2 separate regions of the Homo sapiens genome follow, and region 2 is linked to region 1. Evidence: chromatin contacts called from ENCODE Hi-C or POLR2A ChIA-PET data. All regions are on one chromosome and are shown on one strand. Each heading gives the region's core, a stretch centred on a gene start or an enhancer-like site at or near the end of the contact. The rest is flanking DNA. Distances are from core to core; before and after follow the strand shown.

Region 1 (7,042 bases), core at 1,557-4,056:
TTCCTTCAGGAACCTCAAACCATCACATCAGGTGCATGAAACACTATAAGCCAACTATAAACCGTATCTTGGTTTTGTGCTTAAGAAAGGTGGACCAACTCTGCAGAATCTCAAAGCCTTCTGTGTGTGTGTGCATGGTGTGTGGGGGGTGGGGACAGGGAGGTGGGGGAGGAAATTAGGCGGTTAAATTTATAGAGGCCAATGACCAATACCACACCAAAGGAGACAGGTCCAGGCAAAGACAGTTTCCCCCCAACCCTGGACAGTCTCCCCCTCCCTCCCTTTTCCCTTTCCCCCTACCCTAGGAGCCAGTTGGCTGGAAGGAAAATGTGCATTTGAAAATCAACGCTGCAGGTGCCCAAGGAATAAAGAAAGACACACACATAGACACACACAAAGCCAATCACTTAGAAAGAAAAAAAAGAAAACACAAAAAAGGAAAGGGAGAGGGACAATTGGTGACAAGCCCTTCAGATAGCAGCTAGGATTTTATTCTTCCCTCCCACCAGTCTTCCCTGGTGTACCTTTTTCTGTCCTTTAACTAAATTGCTCATGTACACACACACATGTGCCTATGTATGTGTATAGATAATATTATAATTAACCCTTTCTGTAACAGAACCCCATACAGAATACAGAGAGCTATTCCACCCTTCCCTCTTCTCTCCCCTCCTCCCTCCTTTCTCCCAACCAGGAGAAAACGCCCCCTTCCCCAGCTTCACCAAAAAAAAAAAAAAAAAAAGAATATGGGGGGGTAATGGGGGGAGGCGCAAAGAAATCACAAAACCCCATCAGTCTCCAGTCCCGAGGACACCCGGGAAAGGTATATACTACACAGACACACACACACACACACACACACACACACACACGAACATATGACTCTGTAGAAAGCACACAGAACCGTCCACAGGCGCCCCAAACCCAGCAAAGAGACTTCCACCAGCCAAGAAGCCATGATTGGGGAGGGAGAGGAGGAAGGAGTGGGGGCAGAGCTCTCTGTGGAGAGGGGGCGCATTGTTGTGATGCCCGAACCCCTTTCTTTCTGCCCATCTGCTGTGGAGGGGGTGCAGGGAGGGGGCGCAGGGGAAAGGCGAGCGAGGAAACGAGACCAGGCACGGCTTTGCGACTCCCTCCTGCTGCCTGTCTGCCCGCGCCCCCAGCTCCCCCCACCAACAATAAGACCTCAGCCTAGACAGACAGACAGACAGACAGACAGACAGACAGCCCGGAGCGCGGCGAGGGAGGCAGGAGAGCCGGGCGCAGCCGAGTGGGGTCGTGCATAAAGGGAACCCGGGGGAAGGGGGGTCCCCCTTACCTCCAGCGCTTCAAAAGTGACAAAGCTGGTCATGGCAAATCCATCAATGATGTCCTCTTCTGCCGAGGTGGACTCTCTCCGCTTCCTCCGCGGGGGTCTGGGCCGGGACGGGGCGGAGGACGGGGGCTTCCCATTGTCTTCCTTGTCGGAGCCCGACGACGAGGCGAGTGAGAGCGCCCGGGTCCGGCCAGCCCCGCCGCCGCCGGCCGCGCCGGCCCCCAGCCCGCCCCGGGAGCGCCTCTCCCGGTCTCGCTGCGACCGCGACCGCCGCTTTTTGCGGAGTCCATGGCCCCGCGTCGGGCCATCCATGGTTCTGCTGCGCCGGGGTCTCCCCGCTTGCCCGCCACAGGCTACGGCCGCAGCCACACAAAAAAAAATTGACACCGAGCCCTCCCTCCCCCTTCACGGCTTCCCTCCGCCCCGAGGAGGGCGCGGGGGAGACGGCGGCCGAAAGAAGGGAGAGAGGGGAAGAAAGAGAGGAGAAAGAAAAGGGGGAAGGGGCGGAGAGAGGGGAGGAGGGACGGGGAGCGAGGGCGAGAGGCGAGGAGCCCAAGTGTGGGGCTCCCCACAGCACCGAGGGTCGGAGATGCCTGGGAGCAGCGCCGAGCAAAGTAATGGCTGAACACACAGGTCTCCTTTAGAGGAAAAAAAAATAACTCACCAAGCAAGCAATAAATCAGAATAGCGGAATGCTTTGATCAAGAGACTGGGAGGCTCCGGGGAGCCCTCCCCGCGGCCATTCTCCGCCGCGCCCCCCGCCCCCCGAAAACGCCCGCGCCCCCCTCAACTCGATCCAAAATCGGGTCCGAAAAAGGTCGCGGGAAAAGTGGGGGCAATGAACTTCACCCGCCCCTCGCGCAGGAAAACACCCCCGCCGCCTCTCACACACGCCTCGGAGAAAACTCACTCCCAGGCTCCCAAATTTTTAAGAAATGCAGCCAGGGGAGGCCGGGGCTCCGGAGCGACCCAAGAGGGGCGAGACCCCCCAGAGAGGGGAGCATAATAATGCAATCATTAGCGGAAGAGAGGGCGAAACTGCGAGCGGCGGAGGAGAAGGGAGGCGGAGGAAGGGAAGGAGGATGCTGCTGGAGCAGTTGTGGGGTTTGCTTTTCGGTCTTCGAGGGGGGAGGAGAGGGAGATGAAAGAAGAGAAGAAGCAAACCCTGTCGCTGCCACCCGCCCCCCTCCTCACAAAAATATTTTTTCCAGTCCCAGAGAAGAGGTCACCCTTCCTCAAAAAAGGGAGGGGGTGAGTCAGTCAGTCGATGAGGAAAGCAGAAAGAAATCTCCAGCGGGAGAGACACCGGTGTGCCGCCGCCGCCGCCGCCGCTTCTCTCGCCGCCCCGCCTGAGGGAGAAGCGCAGCCGGGAACGCTGCTCTCGCCGCCGCCGCTAACGCTGCTGCTGCTGCCGCCGCCGCCGCCGAGAAAGCCCCGAGCCGGAGGGTGCACGGCGTGTCCCCGGGCGGCTGCAGCGGGAGCCCGGGCACTGCCCCATCCTCCGCCCGCCCGCCTGCCTCGCGCAGCTCCCGCTCCTCCCCCTCCGCGGCCAGCCCACCGCCGCCGCCGCCGCCGCCGCCCGCCTCAGCCCAACCCCGCGCCCGCCCGCTCGCTCGCTCGCTCGCTCGCTCGTTCGTGCTTTCGCTCGCTCGCTCGAGTGCGCGCGCTCCCGCGCACCCGCCCTCCCCGCGCCTCTCTCGGCGCGCGCTCCCGCCCCCGCGGCCCCGGCCGGCGGGATCACGTGGACGGCTGGGCTCCCTCCTCCCCCGCCCCCTCCCCAGTTGTAGAGTGTGTAGAAAGCAAAAGGCTGGGGGCTGGCCGCGCTCGCGAGCCCAGGGCATGCGCGCTGGGGCGGCCGGGCCTGCGCACTGGGGGCGGTGGGGAGCTGTGAGGGGGGCGGGGGCGGGGGCGTGGAGGGGGCGCCCGCGTGGGGTCGGCCGCGGCCGGGCAGAGTTGGCGCGCCAGGGCGTGGAAGCCGCCGGAGGATCCCGCCTGTCGCAGCGGGGACGCGTGTGGGCCCCTGCTCCCAGGCCACTTCGCGCGCGCGCCCCCCACATCCTCCTCGGGACACTTGTCCCTGGATCCTCTACCCCTGGCCGGCCCGAGGCCGCCTTCTCGGGAAGCCCCACCAGCCCCCAAGGGTGTTTTCCCTTGGCTACCTGCGCTGCGAGGAGAGAAGGGAATTCAGAGAAGGGGTACAAGGGGGGCGTCCCTGGGAGGGGGCGCGACTGGAGGAGACAGAACGGGGAGCGGGTGCCAAAGCGCGGGCCTTTGCTCCGCCTGGGCGCAGTGGGAGCACCAACTGGCAGAGTTGGAAACTTTTCCTCCACGTGGCACCACAGTGCGTGGACGAGCGACCCCGCGCCCGGATGACCCCTGGGATTCCCGCCTCGTCTTCCAGCGGGGGACCTAGGGACGCACGGGCGGCTTCAGATCCGGGAGCGCGAGGCCTAACAGCCGGGGGCCGAACTTGAACCTCGGAGGCGGCCGCGGGCGAGGGGCGGGGCCGAAGGGGCCGGGACCGCCGCCCCAGCTCGAGGACCCGTTAGACCGGCAAACCGCAGTCCCTGCCCCGCGGGCTTCCTTTACTTTTTGGGAGTGGGGGGCGGTTTCCCTGCTTTTTCCACCACAGCCCCTCCTCCCGCCGCAATGTGGCTGATGCTCATAAAAAGTTGTATTAAAGAGCTGACTGCAGCCGAGAATCGATCAACAAAAGCGACCAGCCTCTCTGGGTAAAATAGCTGTGCGTTTTTCAGGGCACTGGAATTGATCTATACGGATCAGAAAGACCGACAGCCCGCTCTCAGCAGCCTCTTGGATACGCTTCACTTTCTGTCCAGGCACATAAACACCACGGCACCAACCCTTCGTCCTCCCTAGTAGCCCATACTTGTGGAGGAAGAAAAGGAAAATAAACTGGCATGTATTAATTACAATGGGCCAGGCACCGTGCTAGAGCGCTGTGTATATGATTTCACCTCTTTAGAATACAAATGTGCACATTTTATTAGTATTACTGGAAGGAGGGTGGTAGAGAAAACAGTAAGGACGTGTTTTCTCTCACAATCTGACACATCTATGATTGAGTGATTGATTGTTTTTCATTTAACAATTATTAGGCCTTACCAGGCTTAGCAGGCACAGTTGTAGGTGCTGGGAATACAGCGTTGTACAAAACAGAAAAGATACTGCTTCTTGACGTTCTAGCAGGCAAGCCTCTCTCGTCTTATAATTCCTAATAACAATTTAATAGCTTGTCTTTCTCTTGTTTTAGGTCACACTCCTTCAGCTTCCCCGTTTCTGAATCCCAGGTCTGGATCTTTATGAAATCAGATGGAGAGATGGGGTTGGGGGGACGGGGGGGTCAAGTTGCCAGGAACAGAAAGGAACATCCACCCGACTGTGACAGATGAGCTTTATGCCAGTCCAGGAAACAAAACATTTGACCTTAGGCAAGACTTTTTTAAATGACTAGTTTTTTCATCTGTAAATCAAAGAGGTTCAATTAAATGTTCAAAATGTTCCTTTTCAGGTCTATCCACGGCCTTCTCAACAGATGACTTCAAGTTGATTTCGTGCTTTATTTCTTAAGAATAGTGACTAACCTAAGGGATCTGATTCAATTTATTAGGAACACAGTGCCACCTTCCAAAATTACTTACCTAAGAGGACTGAGCCTGCTGTCCCTGGAGCAGTTAGCTAAAACAGTGCCTCAGTACGGAGCGTACCTGTGTTAACTTCTAGAGTGCTGTTTCCGGCAGCTGCTGAAATCCACGCTGAGGTTATCAAGCTCATCCTACAAAATAAAGCAAGTTCTTCGCAATTTAAAGCAAAAATCTGGGCTTATTTTTAGGGTTTTGGGGGATGTGAAAGTTGTCTTAGATAAGATTCCAGGAAAGCTAAGAACTAACGATGCAATTACAGTCACCTTTCAACAACTTTGGGGATTGGGTTGAGGAAGGTGTGAAATTGGGAAATATAATAAAAGGTATTATATTAGTGACTTTCTAGAGTAGCCCTTGGCAGTCCTGTCTTTAAAGAGTAATAACTGGAAAAAAAAATGAATGATAATACACTGCATCCAAGAACCTTGCCTCTGGTGAGGGTAATTTGCAAACGCATTTTGGGATAATGTTCAGCATTCAATATAATCTTCCCTGGAATTAGCAATGCCTTTTGGGTCAGAGTTTCTTAGGTTTCTTCAGTCATACAATTAAAATTGTTTCTGGATTATATTGCCCATATTTGTTTCTAATTCTCCATTTTGCCTGTGTTTTAACTGCTAGCGATTAATAACTGCCATATAATAAGCTAAGCATTTATTATGTTTCAGGCACTGTTCTAACTGCATTAAAATAATATCTCATTTAATTCTCATAAATTTTGAGAAAAGTTTTATTATTCCTATTTTACAGTTGAGTAAACTGAGGCTTAAAGTTAAGCATATTGTCCAAGGTGCCTCCACTCCTTAGTCATAAGCTAAATTTGATCTGAGTGACTCCAAAACCTGTTCTCTTAATGGTTATGCTGAAATGCCCTTCTTAGAATGATTCCTCAGGAAGTCAAATGCTAGGTATATAGTACAACCACTTTGGAAAACTGGCAATATCTGTTAAAGTTAAACATATGAAAACCCTATGGCCCAGCAGTTCCACGCTTAGGAATATACCAATGTCCCATGTGTGCCAAAAGACTATTAAATCACTCAGAGCAACCCTATTCATAAATAACCCCCAACCAGGAAACAACCCAAATGGTCATAAACAGTAAAATAGATAAATAATTGGTGGTATATTCATACAACAGAGTACATTCTACCACACTAAGAATGAACAATCTGCTTCCAAATGCAGTAAAATATATGAACCTTACAAATGTGCTAAGTGAAAAAAGGGAGATGTACAATTGCGGGACTCCATTTATGTGAAGTACAGAAACAGACAAAAGTCATTGATGCTATTCAAAGTCAGGATAGTGGTTACCCTTGAGAGAGAGCTGATGACTAGGAGAGAACACCAATCGGCTTCTGGGGAGCTGGTAGTGTTGTTTCTTGAGCTGGGTACTGGTGTGTTCAGTTTGTGAAAATTCATTGAGCTGTACTATTGATATATGCATCTCTGTGTATGTAAATTATGCTTCAATAAAAAGCTTTAAAATGCTGTGTATATATAAATGCATATGAGTATTGCTTGTGTACATATGAGTACCTATATAATACTTCGTTTTTTTTTATTATTAATGACACTACCCAATGCTTATGAATAGTAAAATAGATAAATAAGATGTGGTTTATTTGGGACATAAATGAAGCTGGAAGCCATCATTCTCAGCAAACTAACACAGGAACAGAAAATCAAACACCGCATGTTCTCACTCATAAGTGGGAGTTGAACAATGAGAACACATGGACACAGGGAGGGGAACATCACACACTGGGGCCTGTTGAGGGGTGGGGGGCAAGGGGAGGGAGAGCATTAGGACAAATACCTAATGCTTGCGCAGCTTAAAACCTAGATGATGGGTTGACAGGTGCAGCAAACCATCATGGCACATGTATACCTATGTAACAAACCTGCACGTTCTGGACATGCATCCCAGAACTTAAAATAAAAAAAAAAAAAAAAGATGTGGTTTATTCATACAATACTATTTGCCAAATTTGTGCCCACTCTTAGTCATCACCTCCCTATCAAGGGTAACCACTATCCTGACTTTTAATAGCATAAA
Region 2 (7,042 bases), core at 2,599-5,098, 80 kb before region 1:
CAGATTCTAACATTAGAACCCACTCAGGCCCCACAGTCATTAAGTGTAGGACAACATGCCAGGCCAGGAAGTACTAGGCTCTAAACACGACACTGAAGTTTTAATCCCAGCCATATAAAGCATAATCTCTACTGTTCAGTTTTTCTAACTGTGTAATAGGTATATCCTCCCCACCTACAAAGAAACATTACAGGAAATAGTATCTTCAGAAAGTCTAAAGCTACCCAAATGTGGAGTATGACCAAAATGGAAGATGACCTCACTCATTTACCACCATCATAATTAGCATATTATATGATAATTAAGAGTTTAATGAGTGCTTACTATGGGCTAGACACATGCAAAGCACTTTACAGGCATTAACTCACCTAAGTCTCACAAACGTATTATTATTTCCATTTCACAGATGGAGAAACTGTGAAACAACAGTTTGTTACATTCTCCAAGGTCACACATCTAGTAAATGGAGGATTTGAACCCAGGCATTCAGACTCACTGATAGCACTCAATTGCCAAGGTCTCCATCCTCGTCACTTAGTATTTGGGGCAGTTAAAGAGTAAGAAAAGAAAAAGGAGACATTTAACAAAAAAACCGAACTATCTGGTGCAAAAAGAAATCCAGTCTATCAAATAATTACACGAAGCTACACACAGTATATTTTTTAGATGCCTGGATTCTACAACAAACAATAAGATTTTGGAACAAATTAAGAAATAGAGAGAAGCATAACCACCTCATCTACAGATGACAATGGCAGGGAACAGAGTGGAGGTAACTTGCCTAAGATCACTCATAGCAATTGCAGCCTAAGTCTATCAACACCCAGGCCAACATTCTATGCGTAAGTCAGTGCCAACCTATAGGCCCTGGTCCAGCAGTATGACCTTAACAAAAATAATTAGCCAGTCCCGAGGAGTCTGAAGAAGCTTGGAACAGGCCACCCTAATCTTCAAAGCTGCCCTGTTCTGTATGTAGCCACTCTGTCAGTCTGGAAGGGGCTGTTTAAAAGACTGGGGAACATGTGCACTGTTGGTGACACTGCAAAATGGTATGACTCCTATAGAAAGCAGTACAGAGGTTCCTCAAAAATTAAAAATAAAACTGCCATATGATCCAGCAATCCCACACTTCCAGGTACATATGCAGAAGAAGTGATAGCAGGATCTTGAAGAGAAATTTGCACACTCGTGTTCATAGAAGCACTAATTCACAATAGCCAAGAGGTGAAAACAACTCAAATGTCCATCACAGGATAAGGAGATAAACAAATGTGGTATATACATTCAATGGAACAGTATTCAGTCTTAAGAAAGAAAATTCTGTCATATGGTACATGAACTTTGAAGACATTGTGCTAAGTGAAATAAGTCAGTCACAAAAAGACAAATACTATGTAATTCCATTTAGATGAGGTATCTAAAATACTCAAATTCAGCTGGGTGTGGTGGTTCATGCCTGTAATCCCAGCACTTTGGGAGGCTGAGGCTGGCGGATTACTTGAGGTCAGGAGTTCAAGGCCAGCCTGGCCAATATGGTGAAACCCTGTCTCTACTAAAAATACAAAAATTAGCTGGGTATGGTGGCGCGAGCCCGTAATCCCAGCTACTCAGGAGGGTGAGGCAGGAGAATCACTTGAACCTGGGGGATGGATGCTGCAGTGAGCCGAAACCATACCACTGCACTCCAGCCTGAGCAACACAGAGAGCCCGTCTCAAAAAATAAAAAATAAAATAAAATACTCAGATTCATAGAAAGAGAAATGAGAATGGTGCTTACCAGGGGCTGGAGGGAACAAGGGAGGGGAGTTGTTGTTTAAGGGGTATAGAGTTTCATATTCACAAGATGAAAAATTTCTGGAGCTCTGTTTCACAATGAAATGACTATACTTAACACTACTGAAGTATCTACACTTTAAAATGGTTAAGATGGTACACTTTGTAATATTTTTTTAACACAATAAAAAACAACAATGATAATGCGTGTATGCTAGCACACATGCACAATAAGTAGATAAAGACAGGCCTAGGGACAACTCATCTTAAGTAGCTGTTTAAAGTGATTTCATGCAAGTAATTGAATCAGACAGTATATTTGCCACCTGGATTATAACTGCTAAACAAAATGCTCAAAAGCCAATTCTGACAATCCCTACCTATGTAACCATACTTAAGTATTCATAAATGAATCAATGAATGACTTGAATCAATGGATTACTTCTGAAAAACAACTACTATAGGATTTCTATTTAGTATAAGGCAGCATGCCTAAACCCACTTCATGATAAGAATAACATACACGTGCCATTAAATTTTTCCAATGTAACAGGAAAAAAAGTCAATGCTCTTCCAAAACACATCTAACTAAAAAATGTAGTATCTATGTAGAGACAAGTATATAATGTTAAAAGAAAACAACTGTTTAGTCAAGAAATGGTAATTCTTATAAGTTTTTTTAAAGGAAGAAAAGGGGACTGATTTCATTCAAAGGTCCTTGTGTGTCACAAAAGTTAAAAAAAAATTTTCTCAAATGTCTAAATTCAACCAAGTAAGGCAACACTCAACCATTTCATCCAGTTAAAATAAATAAAACTAAAAATCTATTCCATAGATGATGTATGTAACTGACATTTGCTTCTACTCCCCAAAATAAATTATTACTGACATGAAATATACAATCACATATCTTACAAGCCCAAAACATAGAAATGCAAAAGTACACACAGTCTTCTCTTTCCTGATTTCTTCCAAATGTAGATCATTCCCAGAAGTATTTTTTTCATTATTTAAAACTATCAATCTAGAAAGATTTCAATGCAGACAGAGTTATTTTTTTACATTTGAAATGTCTGCCGAACAATCTACCAGGTATCACACATCATCATTTATTTCCATAAAATCAACACAAATTTTAAAATGCAATAGCTAAGTTTACTGAACACTTAGTTATAACTGCCTCAATATTAACTAAACAATTCTCAGAGCTGCCTTATAAGGTAAGACCTGGAATCCCCATTTTATAGGTAAGATAACTGAGGCATGTAGCTAAGGCATTGTTGAGCCTGAATGTAAATCCTGGCAGACTGGTTCCAGAACCCATGCTATTATATTAACCACTACCAATACTATCGCCCATTAATGTACATGAAAGACACTGACACACTGGTCAATTCTTCTGTAACTCCAGGAAATGGTCCTACAGAGAGAACTAAAGAGAAACTACGAATGCCAAACATTCTGGCCTTGGCCAGTCACAATCTCTCTAGCTTTGTTTTTCTTATTGTGAAGTAAGTTTAAAAAATCCAACACCTGATAATATAGTTGGCTGGAAACAAAACCCAGCAAAAATATACACATATACTTCACTATGGCGACAGCATGGCCAATTACTCTCCTGATATCTCCCTTCTTCCACTTCCAATCTAGAGACAGGCCTTCCTTTGCCAAACATACTTTCCCATCCCCACAAAAGTAATTCTACAGCAAAACGTGCAGCATTATCGGCAAAAGCTAAACAGAAGGAGTCAGCATCTCTCTTCTAAGCCATGTCCCTGTCTGAAATATAATACAGTGGGCAAGTTGTTTCTCTGAAATAGATGGATCTATGGTTTGAGGGCAGCACAGAGCGTAAATCTGTCTCCATGAATGGCTCACGCCGTGTCTTTCTCGTTTTGTGTGCTATTGTGTGCTATCTGGCAATATATCTGTCACAGCTCTACTTCCTCCCTTCCACAAGAACAAAAGTTGAGAGAGATTGGAAATACAACCCCAGGCACAGCCTTATAAAGGCCACAATTGAGTTTCTGAAAACTCCAGGCCAACTCTAGGCAAAGCACCAGTTCAGCCTGTCTGTACACGAGGCAATTTGGTTAAGTAATAACACCATTTCGCCATGATTTTTGTTCCGCTCACAACAGAAATCATATCAGAGAAACCACGACTTACCATAAAATTATTTTAAAAAGAGAAACTTGATTCTGATATCCAAATAGAATATAAATTCTGCTTTTACACACGCTGGTCCCATCTGTAACACCCAGAAGTCAATTCAAGAGGCTGTAGACAGTGAAGGGATAACTTCAGATTTCCCTTGAAATGTTTTTGCAGCCTCAGCAGAAATTCAAAATGCCAGTAGTGTTGCTCTCAGTGTCTCTGTTCTGGCCCCCAAGACCCACAGGCCTGGCTTCCTCCAAGAAATGCTTGCATGAGGATCAAGCAGGGGACGAGTTTTTCCTGTGCCTGTCAGAAAGAATACTGGCCTTTCAGATGAGCACTTCCAGATTTCATAGGTCAGCCTGAGAACTTAAAACACTATTACAAAATCATTGTCCTTCAGCCCCAAGCATCTTAAAAGTAATTTATCAGCAGCATCACTGCCAACCTTACCCCAAGAGCTTGCTTTGGCATAACAACTGTTCAGGGTCTCAAAATGGGCTTTTCCAGAGAACTCGTAGAGGTCCCTGTGTTTAAATTACTGATCCCAAAACTCAAAATAGAATCTCAGCCCATTTGAAAACTGCACTTATAAAAACCACCATTTAGGCTCAAAGCTATGTAATTTGCAAATGCTCCTGCTTCTGTCTAAGTTTGCTTTTGGTGCTTAAAATCCAGCCAAAGGATGGAATTTAATACAACTACAAAATTAACAACAGATGGCCTAGTACATTTAACCTAGAGGAGTAAACAATGTGAGCGATGTCTCCAAAAAATAAATCTCCCCAGGAAGGCTATAAGAATATCTGAAAAACACCAAAATAAAAACTGGTGACTTCAAAAACGAAACTCAAACCCAGATTAGATCATCATGTAAGCATTACCATTTCCCTAACAATAAGTGTCAGTTTCTCCTTTCATCCACGTAGACCTTTTGTTAAGGACAAGATACCATCTTTTTTCCTCACTCTTCAACAACTTTCTCATCCTATAGAAGGGAAACGCTGGCAAAGGCTGGGTTAATGCTGGGGTTTCCAGTTAAGCACTATAGTTTTACAACAGTACAAAAATAACCAATTTTCAAACTATCAGAACACAATAAAAGATATTCAGCATGAACTTTAATATAATGTAGCTTTCCTTTGAAGACCCTGGAAAACTTGTACCTTGGATTTGTTGCCAGAAACATCAGTTATCACTATTAGTCAAGGTAGAGTGATGGGCAGCTCAGAGACCAGTAGGGGGCCACTAACTAAATCTTAACATCAAGCACCTCACTTCTCTGGGCTTTTGGCTGTCTTTATTTATAAAGAATGGTACACAGAGACTCTCTAAACTCTATCAGCTCTGACAGCCTATATTTCTTCAGAAACCCTTATACTCAAAAAGCTCCATTTAACAAGACATCCAAATAGATTAGATTTTCTATCTCTCTTCAGAAATTTTCTATCAGCTGATAATTCCCAAGGAATCTCCATAAACAGGCACCAAAATTGTCCACTGTTAAAATGAATGATGAGAAGCTGTGTGTTCTTGAAAAGCATCTACATATGAAACATAATGCACTTCCTTTACCCTTCTGTGAAAAAAATCTACTTCAATATATGAAGCATGGTCAGAAAACAGTTTCAGAATACTTTAAAAAAAAAAAAGAAAAAAGAAAAAAACCAGAGTTTCAGGAATAAATAAGAATTTAGGGCTGGCAGGTAGGGAGCCTATCCACTGAAAAATTAACTAAAAAGAGAAGTAAGATTTCCACAGAATACTGAAAAGTAATCATCGTTTATTTTCAGTTTTTCCTCCCCAAGATGGACATATGGCTATAGAGGCACAAAAATGTCTTACCATTCTAATATTTAAATTGTCAGACTTACTTAAGTCACACTTATTTAAGTCAAGATACCTTGCCATAGTTGACTTAAACCAAATTGTGAAGCATAAGACCTCCATTTCTTTATCTTCCCCCAGACCAAGACCTGAAAAGTTACAAGAGGTGGCTCAGGACTCAGTTTATAGTCATTTCTAGAAACATCTGCATTTTAAAAAGAGCAAACCAGGACATGGCCTTGCCTCAGCAACTCTCTAAATGCATAAAGACTTTAAAGAAAGTGATCTCAATGGAGGGGAGAGAAAAGGTTTGTTCAGAGATGCTAACATCCCAGGATACAGGTTTAGATTGCTACAAAAGCCACCCTAGGTAGTCTCAGGGCCATACCTAAGGGTCTACAACTAGTTCCTTTGAATCCCCAAATGCTTCATCTCCCTTCTAATATTCTGTAAGGTATATTACACACTGATGTGACTACAAATAATTTCTTATTTTTAGAATGTCATGCCATCCTTCTGAATAACTGGAGATATTTCTGAACACCAGAACCTTTGGTTCAGGAATTGCCAACTCAACTCCTTAGGTATGCACAGACTGGGATCCAAGCAGGTTCTACCTTCTCTTTCAGTCTTCCTGTCTACCTGCAGCTTACCAATATAATACCTTCTACAAGCACATGGATGATCTGCCAATATATAATGTAAAAATTATTTTAAAATGTACTCCTCACACTTAGTTTCCCGGTCTGCGAAATGATGTCAGTCCTCAGATGTGAATATATATACATACAAGTACACACATCATGGGACTGTGGGTGCAAAGAGTCAAACCTCAGCCAAGGCCGGACACAGTGGCTCACACCTGTAATCCCAGCACTGTGGGAGGCCAAGACAGGAGGACCACCTGAGGTCAGGAGTTCGAGACCAACCTGGCCAGCATAGAGAAACCCCGTCTCCACTAAAAATACAAAAATTAGCCAGGTGTGGTGGCGCACACCTGTAATCCCAGTTTCTTGGGAGGCTAAGGCAGGTGAATGTCTTGAACCCGGGAGGCAGAGGTTGCAGAGATGAGACCACACCACTGCACTCCAGCCTGGGATACAGAGCAAGACTCCATCTCAAAAAAAAAAAAAAAAAAAAACCCTCAGCCAAAACCACCCTGAGAAATGATCACAGCACAGTACAGTATTCTGCTGGGTGGAGAAGGATCAAGTCCTAGAGAGATTTAGGTGTCTAGATGAATCTGTTAAAAATCTTAAAAAGTTTCACTAGTCCTGGAGACAAA

The links. Hi-C counts contacts between places; a loop is a spot of excess contacts on that map. ChIA-PET counts read pairs that join two places held with the same protein, here RNA polymerase II (POLR2A). Pooled maps may share reads with other maps.
Region 2: a map of OCI-LY7 shows a loop between it and region 1 (3-fold over the local background). The contact joins the enhancer-like site here to the promoter of AUTS2 in region 1. A Hi-C loop is called at or near these places in 8 of 168 maps with a recorded cell type or tissue (GM12878, OCI-LY7, dorsolateral prefrontal cortex and 3 more), 30 of 37 single-sample maps with no recorded cell type and 18 of 50 pooled maps. POLR2A ChIA-PET finds 5 or more read pairs at or near these places in 5 of 52 experiments (GM12878, WTC11, activated B cell and 2 more).

The regions. Positions count from the first base shown.
Region 1 is chr7:69,594,239-69,601,280 of GRCh38, reverse strand. It overlaps AUTS2 (activator of transcription and developmental regulator AUTS2), which reads right to left and starts at 2,806. Exons shown (of 19, transcript NM_015570.4): 1 at 1,319-2,806. The coding sequence starts at 1,627. It overlaps CT66 (cancer/testis associated transcript 66), which reads left to right and starts at 3,657. Exons shown (of 3, transcript NR_148927.1): 1 at 3,657-4,234; 2 at 4,590-4,626; 3 at 4,848-6,477. RefSeq lists silencers at 1,493-1,562, 2,727-2,806, 2,827-3,246 and enhancers at 2,327-2,376, 3,557-3,636.
Region 2 is chr7:69,675,362-69,682,403 of GRCh38, reverse strand. The region is part of intron 1 of AUTS2 (activator of transcription and developmental regulator AUTS2); the gene reads right to left. Among named protein-coding and RNA genes, the nearest start is that of AUTS2, 80 kb to the right of the region's middle. Within about 2 kb of position 3,848, at least 5 of the 41 ENCODE cell types and tissues checked have a DNase peak (open chromatin) inside an H3K27ac peak, as active enhancers do.